Regions from separate parts of the Homo sapiens genome. Here all the other regions are linked to region 1. Evidence: chromatin contacts called from ENCODE Hi-C or POLR2A ChIA-PET data. All regions are on one chromosome and are shown on one strand. Each heading gives the region's core, a stretch centred on a gene start or an enhancer-like site at or near the end of the contact. The rest is flanking DNA. Distances are from core to core; before and after follow the strand shown. Region 1 overlaps SLC25A46 (solute carrier family 25 member 46). Region 2 overlaps MAN2A1 (mannosidase alpha class 2A member 1). Region 3 overlaps CAMK4 (calcium/calmodulin dependent protein kinase IV). Region 4 overlaps STARD4-AS1 (STARD4 antisense RNA 1).

Region 1 (2,700 bases), core at 66-2,565:
GCCCACTCATTAATTCATTCATTTACTTGGCTAACATTTCCTGAGTACTTACTATGTGCCAGGTTCTGTGCTAAAAACCGGGTTTACAGTGAGGAAAATAAACAAAAGGTAACTGTTGCCAGGAAGCTCAGAATCTAATAAAAGTACATTCACTAAGAACAATAATTCCATTAATGAATAATTGCAAATTGAAATTTGTTTTCTGAAGCAAAAGAATATAGTTCCATGAAAGTATTAAAGGGCTAGAAACAGTGTCCCTAGTAACATGACACTTAAGGTAGATCAGAGTGGTAATTAGGAGGTACATACCAGTTTGTACAAAAATGCTGTTGCAGTGGGGAGCCTAGAGAATTCAGGTGTAACTGAGAGAAGCCTCACATGGCTGGAGCTCTGGCCAAGGGTAAGGGTACAGAGCAGGTGGGAGCCAGAACATGTGTGGCCCTGTAGGCCATTTTAAGAATATTGAAGAGGTTCAGTAAGGTCAGTGACATCAGATTTGTTTTCAAAGGGTCATTGTAACTGTAGATGAAAAGGTTGTATGAGGACCAAAGTGAATAAAAGGAGACATCTTAGTATTCTATTACAATAATAAAGGTAAGAAAAGATAGTGGCTAAGATCAGGGTGGTATCTTTTGAGATAGAGGTAAGTGGACAGTTTTGAAATATACTTAGGTCAAACTGAGGGAATTTGGTGATGCTTTAGGAATGGTAGATCAAAGAGAAGGCAGTATGAAGAATGACTTCTTGTATTTGGGCTTGTGTAACTAGTTGTCAAATGAAGCTGTTTTTTTGAAGTATAGTGTGAATATCTTTTAAAAAATTATTTATTCTTCTTTGGGCAGATTTGACCTTTCCTATTAATGGGAAGAAGGCAGAGTTTGTTTCTGTATCCTATTAATGGGAAGAAGGAGCAAACAAGGTCACAAAACATTAACAGCAGTTCACAGAAGCTACTACATGAGGAGGATGAGCTCTGAGGTCTCCTAGCCTGGGGTTTTTTAATTGCGTAACATTTACTAGGTAGAACAGGGGAGATAGTACAGATTTGCCAATATTTAGGGGTTTTTAAATACAGTTTATGATCAAATCAAAGAGAAAAACAGCAGATCTCTAGTGTTCATTAAGTCAGCAAATTTATAATTTCTCAGTAGTATTACTTTTTAACAAATTATATATTAGCCAGGATCGTCATGTGTGATCTCTTTAGCAGTAGATACTGCTAAACCCTTCCCTGTTCTCTCTCCCAGTTGCAGTGAGTTAAACCATGTGTCGTTCTACCCCCACAGTACCCTTTACTTAATTTACATGTGGCTTTTTTCAGACTGTTAACGCGAGGTAGGAGTTCCTGTAACCAAGGCTACCTGTGTGGTTCAGTCTCTCACAAAACCCATTTGGTTCAACTCCAACTTAGTTTTGACTCATCACACATCTGTGGTTATACCACTGTAAACATCTTGTAGTTTTCCTCCAACGGTTCCCTCCGAATTTGCTTATTTTAAACACACGTTATTTTAAACACAATGAAATCTTCCTCAAATTCAATAGATTTCCTTTCTGATTAATAGTTCCTGAGTAGGGAACACTGAAAGAGTTTAAGTAGAAAAGAAAGATTTTAAGTTGGACTTTAGTACAAGTGCATTTTCAGATCTTTTATCATATCCAGATGGAGTTGTCTGTAGGCACATGATATGGGGCTGGCATATAAAGAATTCTTAACTGAAGGTAAATTAATTTGGGAGATTTTGAAGCTCTAACCCTAGATATGAGCGTCGCTAGGGAAGAAGGATACACTATGGTAGAAGAATAGAGTCTGAACCTTAGGAACTCCAACCAAGGGGTGGCTGGGTTAAGAAAGGTGGTCTTGAAAAGGAGTCAGGAGAGACCAGAAGGCAGGATAAAAACCAACAGAATGGGCTAGTGGAGCACAGGGGCAAAGAGTGCTTCAAGGAGAGAAGAGGCTCTGATGGCTGCTGAAATGTCAAATAAGGTAGAGACTTAAAAATGTCCATCAGATTTAATGACATGCAGATTATTGGAGACTTTGGTAAGAGCTGTTTTTGTTCAAAACCAATTTGAAGTGGGTTCAGAGGTGAGTGGGAAAGTACAGACGTGGAAACAGAAAGTTTAGATGGTTGGCTCTGACTAGGATTGATGAAGAGAGGTAACTGGAAGATGAGGGGTTTAGAGTAGGTTGGGGTAAGTTTTTTTTTTTTTTTTTTAATTAGGATAGCTATTTGACCATTTGAAAATTAAAGACTGCTGAGACAGAGTTATTTTAGAATTTTATTGCCTTTTTTGTGTTGATTATGCATAGGAGTATGTGTTTTGATTTGTTAAATGAAAAACTAGACTGTTTTGAGAAAAGCAAGGTACTCGAATAAATTTTATTAATTTTTTCGTTCATTAGGGAGGGCATTTTTTGCTTGGAAATAGATAATTTAGATATATTTACATGTTTGGTATTTGATAATGAATTATAAAAAGGTTTAGTGACTGAAGCTTTTAAGTATGCTTATTTAAATTTCTAGAGCTGTAACAGTAAATTTTACCCATTTTATAAAGTAGTAGAGAACAGATACAAAGAAGAGTCCCAAAAGCATTTTTTTAAATACTTGGTTTTAAGTCTCCTTTTATCTTAATGATCTTAAGAATTGGCAGTAGTCATCAAAGGGGAGGTAACTCAGAATTGACATTGTATTT
Region 2 (2,700 bases), core at 48-2,547, 890 kb before region 1:
TTAGTTGAGACAATTTTGAAAGCAAAGGTCAGATAAACAGGGGAAAAATAGCAATAGTATATTGTACATGCTATACCTGTCACTTGGGAGAGGCCTAAGTTCAAAAGTATTTTTTTCCCAAGGCAGTGGTTTTGGCACCTTGCCTAAATAATGTTTTAACAAAGAGCCATAAATCCTCTAGAGACAAGACAAAGAAGAAAGCACCTTCAGGCTTCCAAAAGGTAGGAAAATGTGGGAGGATAAATTTATGGGAAGAGTGAAGTCTGCTCCTAGATGCTCTGGCACTGCTGTCTCTTAGCTAATTAGCAAGCCTTGTAAAGGGGCCTGTCTTTAGACTAGAAAAGGCAGAGAGGAAGGGATGAAGACCTCTTGTATTTGTAAATTGCTGTCCTGCCATCAAGCAGGCAGAAGAAGGGACAGAATGGCCCCCTGGTTTTTTTCCTTCTTCAGCTCAATAATCCTCAGTTTTTTGAGAGAGAAGTATTTTGGTTTCCTTCAGAGATAAGGAACTTATGCTTGGCTATGCAGGCAAACATATATGACTTATAATAATGACTACAAGCAAATGCTCGAGGCGTGTGTGCGTGTGTGTGTATTGAAAGGCTTTTTAAAATCATTATCAGTGAACTTGCAGGATTTATTTCCTACCCACTACATGTCAGTTACTGCCATAAAACACACAAATGCCCCTGCCCTTCTAGAGCTTAGATTCTAATGGGAGGAGAAAAACAAGAAAAAGTAAGAGAAATATGTAATATGTTAGATGGTGTTAAGTGTTATGAAGGAGTAAAAAGGGAACAGCCATTCAAAGGAGGTAACACAATTTTGATTAAGGTGTGTAGAGAGGGCCTCACAGAGGTGATAATGGAGTAAAAATCTGAAGAAGGTCAGAGAATAAGAGACTCCTGCAGATTTCTGGGGGTAGAGTGCTCCAGGAAAAGAGCAAGTGTGAAGGCCCTGAGGCCGGAGAGATATGTGGCCAGAACAGAAGCTCCATGAGAGCTATGCTTGTCCTTTATTCATGGCTATATCCCCGTGAAGAAGAGTGTCTGCACATAGGATCTCAAAAACTATTTTGAATCAGTGAATTGTGTAGATGTTTTTTCTAGGATTCTGCTGTGGTTTTTTGTAGGTCTACATTTTGGCTCCCCGAGGTGTCGTGTCATAAATTCATGAGCTAAAAGAAACAGAAAGAATAGAGTGGAGGGCATCAAATACTCTGGGCTTGAGGTTACCACCACCCAGCATAGATGGTAGAGGACATCAGCGACCTGAAGAACCCAGAGGCTTCTGGGGAGGATGGGCGGTCACCATCCCTTAGCCTCACTTCTAGGTGGCTCCTCCACTGTAGTTGTTTTAAATGTGATTGTTTTCTGGAAGCAGCTGGAGCTGACTAGAGTCAGTGAGCATAGGGTTTTACCTTCTGTAAACGAAGCCTGGAACTTGTTTTTTATGTCACCTTTTTTTGTGGTTACTCACTTCTTCACATCCTTCCTGCTTTTGACTATTTTCTTGTAATACAAATCTAATCACTTCTCAGATGAAAAATCCCGTTGCCTACTGAATTGGTTCAGACACTGAGCATTCAGGTCCTCTGCAGCCTGGCCTCTACTTACTGCAGCCACCTGGCTTCCCGTTGCTCTTCGTGCCTTTGGACAGGTGGGCCACCCTCCCTACCTGTGGGCTGAGTGACTGCTGACTCAGCTACCATTTATAACATGAGGCTAATGTCACGTATTGCTGTGTCAGGTCTTTTGCTAAAAACAGACGAAATCCTATTGTGAAAGCCTTTTGAGAACAAAGGCACTCTGTAAACATACCTTGTTATCCTAATGACACTTACTCCAACTTGGTTGCAGATTAGGGTTTTAGCAGAGGGAATAGAGAGCAACTTAACAACATAAAGATTTGACCAAGAAGATTAAAAACTGAAATGTTAATAATGCCTATTGATAACTACCATGCTGGCTCATAATCAGAACTAAATACTTGGCAGTTTTGCATTATCATATCAGTTGGTGCCAGTTCCTGTGTTAGCCTTTGACTCTTAGCACATATTTATAACAGTTGTTTAAAAGCCCACTAGTAATCCAAAGGAAGGACTGGTCCATTCAAAACCACTTCTTTAAAGAATTCCCTAACCTGATAATAGAAGGATAATCATTGAAGGGAACTGTTGTGGGTATTGATTCAAAGAAAGCTGTACTTACAAAATGTCCAGTGTAATTCCATGCTTATACTAAAAAAAAAGACCAAAATGACTCAATGAATAAGTACAGAAGCCAGACCTAAGCATTTTGGTTTGGGTTCCTGTTTCTGTGTGCTGGAAGCTTCCAATGTGCAATAATGGGCTGTTCATTTGGAGAATGCAACTCATTTTTCCCCTTGAAATAATGTCAAAATAGACATAGGTTCCAAGCAAGACCTGAAGTCTGCATTGGCCTGTATTTAAGTAAGCATATTCCTAACCACCACAGTATTTCATGAGAAATGTGTCTGAAGGCCACCTTAGCATGATAAGGACGCATGTCTTCCTGCCTGACCAACTCCTTCAGCACCATGATAGAGAGTGCCCTTGCTTGGCCCTCTGGGCCGCTGTCTAAAGGTTTCTCAATTCTAAACCTCAGTTGGTTTTCTTGACTCCTGGGATAAGGGGTTATAGATTCGAAGAACAGTGAGGGAGGCGAGTTGCAGGCTGCA
Region 3 (2,700 bases), core at 30-2,529, 590 kb after region 1:
AAATGGATGCCATTTAATATTTTTTATGTGAATTTTTGAGTAACATTAATTTTTCAATTTTATTTTCCATAAGAATGAAAATTAGATTTTTAGTTTTCTTCTGTTTGAAAATCTTTCTCTTATATTTTTTCTTTTTTTTAAAATTTCACCACTTACTGTTAAATGAACATAGAATGGGTTGAATGCTATAAGCCACATTTTGGTAATGTGGTTTTTAATATTTTTAAACAATATAGTTCTTTTGGAAATTTTTTTTTACTGTATTTTCATTGAACTATAATTTCTGGACAGTAAATTTCACCTATTTTATTGCAGTTTTACTTGTTTTTACAATTGTATATAGTTGTGTAAACACCATAACAGTCAAGATATAAAATAGTTCTATCATGTGAAAAAAATTCCCCTATACTACTTTGTAGTCAATCCCTCTCCAACCTGTGAGAGTATTATAAATGAGATTCAACCAAGTTGTTTTGTGTACCCTCATTAATTCCTTTTTTATTTCTAGGTAGAATTTCACCATATGGATGTATCACAAATTGTTAATCCACTTCACAGTTGAGGGATAGTGAAACTGTTTCTAGCTTTTGGTGATTACTCATAAACCTGCTGTGACAATTCAGGTTCAAGTTTGTGAGTGAACATTGTTTTGATCTTACTTGAGTAAATACCTAGAAGTGACATACATAGGTCATATGATATGTTTAACTTTATAAAACATCGTCAAGCTGTTTTCAAAAGTGGCTATACCATTTTGTATTCTTACCAGTGATGTGTGAGAGTTTCAGTTGCTTTGCATCCTTGCCAGCCTTTTTTTTTTTTTTTAGGTCATTCAAATAGTGTTGTTGAAGTCACAATAAAAATATAAAGACACATCTCTAAATTTAATGTTTTATTTGAGAAGAAATAATTGCAATTTGGGGTGTACTTTCAGACTAGGTGGTCTTCAGTATGTCAAAAGAACAAAGAGGTTGGAGGTTGTATAAAAAGTAGAAATGTTATATATTGCTTTTTGAGAAAGGTCATTGGCACTAGTAAGGTTCTGAGGAACTGATAAGCTCTGATCGGTGAGTGACAGCAGTGGGCCAAATTAGTACTAAAGTTGCAGCAGTTACAAAGAAAACTGGTCTCTAGTTACAACAGGCAAGTTTCAGCAGCCGGACTTGTAAAGAACTATGTTTTTGGAGCAATGTTATGTGTCCCTAATGTCTTGCCCTGCTGCCTCTAGACTGTTTTAGTTGGGTATGAAAAGGATAATCCAATCTGTGTAATCAGCTTTCACAATGTGTAGTTGCATCTTCATGTGATTTTAGTTTCCATTTCCCAAATGACTAATGATGCTGTGGATCTTTGCATGTTCTTGTTTGCCAGCCATACATTTTCTCTGGTGAAGTATATGGTCAAATCATTTTTCATTGGAAATAATTATATATTTTTATAGTGTAAATATGATGTTCTAAAATATGTATACACTGTGGAATGACTAAATCAAGCTAAATAACATATGAATTACCTCATTTTTAATGGTGTAAATTAAAATTTACTTAGAACTTAAGAACTACTCAGTAATTTTCAAGTATACAATACATTATTATTAACTATATTATTAAGAGCTCTTGCATTTGTTCCTCCTGGCTAATTAAACATTTGTATCCTTTGAGTAACATCATATCTCCCTAGTGTCTCCACTCCAATCCTCTGGTGGTTGTAGGTTGTCTGTTAACTCTGTTGATACTTTACTTTATTTTGCTGTGCAGAAATTCTTTAGTTTAATTAGGTCCCATTTGTCAATTTTTGTTTTTGTTGCAACTTCTTTTGAGGACGTAGGCAAAAATTCTTTGCCAAGGCCAATGTCCAGAAAGGTGGTTCCTTGATTTTCTTCTAGGATTCTTAAAGCTTGAGGTCTTACATCTAAATCTTTAATGCATTTTGAGTTAACTTTTGTATATGGTGAAAGGGAGGGTCCAGTTTCTTCTCCATATAGCTAGCCAGCTATCCTAGCACCATTTATTGAATAGGGAGAACTTTTCCCATTGCTTGCTTTTGTCGAATTGTTGAAGATCCGATGGCTGTAGGTGTGTGGCTTTATTTCTGGGTTCTATATTCTGTTCCATTGGTATATTGTGTCCATTTTTAATACCAGTACTATGCTGTTTTGGTTACTGTATCCTTGTAGCGTATTTTGAAGTCCAGTAATGTGATGCCTCCGGCTTTATTCTTTTTTGCTTTGGCTATTCAGGCTCTTTTTTGAATGCATATGAATTTTAGAATAGTTTCTTGTAATTCTGTGAAAAATGATGTTAGTAGTTTGATAGGAATAGTGTTGACTCTATAGATTGCTTTAAGCCATATGCTTTGCCCATGTTTTAATTGAGTTACTTAGTTTTTTACTATTGATGTGTTTGAGTTCCTTATATATTTTGCATATTAACCCCTTATCAGATGTATGGTTTAAACATATTTTCTCCCATTCTGTAGGTTGTCTGTTTTATTCTGCTGATTGTCTCCTTGGCTGTGCAGAAGCTTTCTAGTTTGATATAATTTCAGTTATCTATTTTTGCTTTTGTTAGCTGTACCTTTGAGGTCATATCCAAAAAATTATTTCCCAGACCGGTGTTATAGAGCTTTCTTCCTATGTTTTCACTTAGTAGTTTTACAGCTTCAGGTATTACATTTGTATTTAATTCATTTTGAGTTGAT
Region 4 (2,700 bases), core at 198-2,697, 800 kb after region 1:
TCTTTATCTTCTTTGTCGATTGCTTTTCCACTCCAGGGAGTTCTGTGTTTGACACACAGGAGGTGTGGGTAGTTGTTTACTCTGTAAATAAGTTGTTAGCCGTGCAGCACTGCCAAGGAATTGCACCAAATGTGTATGCATTAGCAGTTAAGAAGAGCGTGTGCAATGTGAGTGAATGGAGTCTGGTCATTTGTCATCCAATGCCTATTTAGCACCTGTTATGTGACAGATAACAGGCCGGCACTCGGATCATAACCCGGAGCAACATAGTCAGAAACAAACACAATTTCTCTCCTTGGTAAGCCTGGTCTGTTGGGAGGTTTTGATAAGTAAAAAGAAGACTGAGAGGCCGGGAGCGGTGGCTCACGCCTGTAATCCCAGTACTTTGGGAGGCCGAGGTGGGTGGATCACCTGAGGTCAGGAGTTCAAGACCAGCCTGGCCAACATGATAAAACCCCGTCTCTACTAAAAATACAAAACCTAGCCAGGCATGGTGGCAGGCGCCTATAATCCCAGCTACTCGGGGGCTGAGGCAGAAGAATCGCTTGAACCCGGGAGGCAGAGGTTGCAGTAAGCCGAGATAGCACCATCGCACTCCAGCCTAGGGGACAAGAGCAAGACTTCATCTCAAAAAAAACAAAAAAGAAGACTGAAAAAACATCAAAGAGATCTATCAACTTCTTGCTTGGAGGATGAGAGCAACCGTACCCAGACTTTCAGGTTGAGACTTAAAGGGTGATTAAGATTTGGAGAAAATTAAGAAGCATAAGCCAGGTATGGTGGCTCACACTTGTAATCTCAGCGCCTTGGGAGGCTGAGGCAGGAGGATTCCTTGAGGCCCAGAGTTTGAGACCAGCCTGTGCTACATAGTAAGACTTTGTCTCTACAAAAAAATTAGCTGGATATGGTGGTGTGTGCCTGCAGTTCTGGCTACTCAGGAGGCTAGGGCAGGAGGACTGCTTGAGCCCAGGAGTTGAAGGTTACAGTGACCTATGATCGTGCTACTACTGCATGGTAGCCTGGGTCTTGCACATTTAGGAAGATTTGGAAGAATGCCCAAGTAGGGTGCAAGCAGTATGCTCAGGACACTCATTTTGCCTGACAGAGAACTTTAGGTTACCTGTGCTTAGAAGCACACAGCTACAGAAGGACAAGGGCAAGTCACTGGTGATGTGCCTTCTTACCAGAAGGAGGGCACTCTTCATGCGGCATGTTGCTGCCCATACCTTGGTCACAAGAAAACAGAGAAGTAGACCAGTTCAACCACAGTGAGAAGAGAGGAGAGAGCATATCTATTTGAAGCCTGATGACTGAGGCTTTATAGGACAAGTGAATCTTCACAATTGTGCCTTGTGAAGGCAACCGGGTATAAGGTCCCTTTCCTTGCAAGATAATTAATAAGATCCCCACAAGAGGGCGCCCTGGTAGAAGAAAGTCCTGGCTCATCCATTCACATCCTGTGCGCCTGACTCACTAAGCTCCCTCGGGGTAAACCAGGACCTTCAGAGAGAGGCCCCAACACGAAAACATCCCTGATGATGAAAGTAATGGACACTGGCCCACTGAAGTTCCTGGGGAGCTGAATCACAGGTGTTCTTGTGATTTCACAAACAAAAGACTCCTCTTATAGCAGCAGTGCTCTATTTTCTCCTAAGTCATATTCTGTGGGAGCCTCCCACTATTTGTAACAGTACTCATTAAGTTCGTACTTAACAAGTAAGCAATGAGCTGCTGTCTTTGGCCTCTAGAAAGATTCAAGGTGAACCTTTTGTCTTCTTTCATTTCACACCATACACATCAACATCAGATCTGCTGCAAGACCAAGAGATTGTATATTATTTTAGGTGAAATAATACAGTCATTTAGGCATCCCTTAGAAATATGCCTAGAAACTAAAGTCCCTTAGAAATTAAAGTCACTTAGTTTCTTAGTGATACTATCTTGGAATTCCCACCCATTTCCTCAGGAAGTGCTATTAGCAGTACAGGATGCAGAATTTAGTCTAATGAGCAGACAACATTGTGGGTGTTTTAAGAGCAGGCTGTGTCTTGAAAAAACAAATGGACCTGTATTTTTCTTTGACTAAAGGCCCCTTATTGGAAAGGTGCTCCCCGCTCCCTGCAGGTGTTGTCATGGTAACATGTGATAAATAATGGATATTAACTGATAAGGCCCTTACTTCCCTAGGCTCTTTCCAACTCTCTAAGAATGTTCTCACAATTTCATATTGTAATTCTGTATTGTTTTTCTTAGAGTCCCAAATTATATATGTTTCATGCTGCTCCCACAAAACCTTAGTTCCCCAGGTGTTAATTTTATGACAGCATATCTAACTGCATCCTCTGAGCAGCAGAGCACCTGTCAGTCTCTGCTAGATTGAACATGTCTAGGACAATAGCAATTGTTTCCAATTGTACGCATTTCCACCACCTTTTCTCCCCTGGTTTTTCTTTAAGCGACTGTTGTATCAAAGCGAAGGAAGGAAGTGACTAAGAGAAGGAAATTATGCCTAAGTCATTTTAAAAGGGCATTTTTCAAACGACAAAACTTTTTCCCAAGCAGGGGTTTCAGGCTAGGCTAAGGACAGTGTGGATCGAAACACAGATCCTTAAGGAGTTGAATTTCTTCTTTGCCGTGCTCCTACTCCTCTGCATACAAATTGTTCTTTGAGCTTTCACTAGTTTTCCCATTGTCTTCTCT

Evidence for each region. A loop is a pair of places that touch in the nucleus more often than their neighbours do. ChIA-PET counts read pairs that join two places held with the same protein, here RNA polymerase II (POLR2A). Pooled maps may share reads with other maps.
Region 2: a loop to region 1 is called in a pooled map, with 2.3 times the contacts of the local background. The contact joins two enhancer-like sites. A Hi-C loop is called at or near these places in 3 of 50 pooled maps. POLR2A ChIA-PET finds 5 or more read pairs at or near these places in 2 of 52 experiments (GM12878 and HEK293).
Region 3: a loop to region 1 is called in a pooled map, with 8 times the contacts of the local background. The contact joins two enhancer-like sites. A Hi-C loop is called at or near these places in 2 of 37 single-sample maps with no recorded cell type and 9 of 50 pooled maps. POLR2A ChIA-PET finds 5 or more read pairs at or near these places in 2 of 52 experiments (activated CD4-positive, alpha-beta T cell and activated naive CD4-positive, alpha-beta T cell).
Region 4: a loop to region 1 is called in a map of CD4-positive, alpha-beta T cell, with 5 times the contacts of the local background. The contact joins two enhancer-like sites. A Hi-C loop is called at or near these places in 3 of 168 maps with a recorded cell type or tissue (CD4-positive, alpha-beta T cell, Caco-2 and naive thymus-derived CD4-positive, alpha-beta T cell) and 7 of 50 pooled maps. POLR2A ChIA-PET finds 5 or more read pairs at or near these places in 1 of 52 experiments (activated CD4-positive, alpha-beta T cell).

What each region holds. Positions count from the first base shown.
Region 1 is chr5:110,751,101-110,753,800 of GRCh38, forward strand. The region is part of intron 5 of SLC25A46 (solute carrier family 25 member 46); the gene reads left to right. Among named protein-coding and RNA genes, the nearest start is that of SLC25A46, 13 kb to the left of the region's middle. RefSeq lists an enhancer at 1,455-1,714. Within about 2 kb of position 1,316, at least 3 of the 41 ENCODE cell types and tissues checked have a DNase peak (open chromatin) inside an H3K27ac peak, as active enhancers do.
Region 2 is chr5:109,856,199-109,858,898 of GRCh38, forward strand. The region is part of intron 20 of MAN2A1 (mannosidase alpha class 2A member 1); the gene reads left to right. Among named protein-coding and RNA genes, the nearest start is that of LINC01848, 26 kb to the right of the region's middle. Within about 2 kb of position 1,298, at least 3 of the 41 ENCODE cell types and tissues checked have a DNase peak (open chromatin) inside an H3K27ac peak, as active enhancers do.
Region 3 is chr5:111,336,697-111,339,396 of GRCh38, forward strand. All of the region lies in intron 1 of CAMK4 (calcium/calmodulin dependent protein kinase IV), which reads left to right. Among named protein-coding and RNA genes, the nearest start is that of CAMK4, 110 kb to the left of the region's middle. Within about 2 kb of position 1,280, at least 2 of the 41 ENCODE cell types and tissues checked have a DNase peak (open chromatin) inside an H3K27ac peak, as active enhancers do.
Region 4 is chr5:111,549,309-111,552,008 of GRCh38, forward strand. The region is part of intron 1 of STARD4-AS1 (STARD4 antisense RNA 1); the gene reads left to right. Among named protein-coding and RNA genes, the nearest start is that of STARD4, 38 kb to the left of the region's middle. RefSeq lists an enhancer at 1,125-1,204. Within about 2 kb of position 1,448, at least 7 of the 41 ENCODE cell types and tissues checked have a DNase peak (open chromatin) inside an H3K27ac peak, as active enhancers do.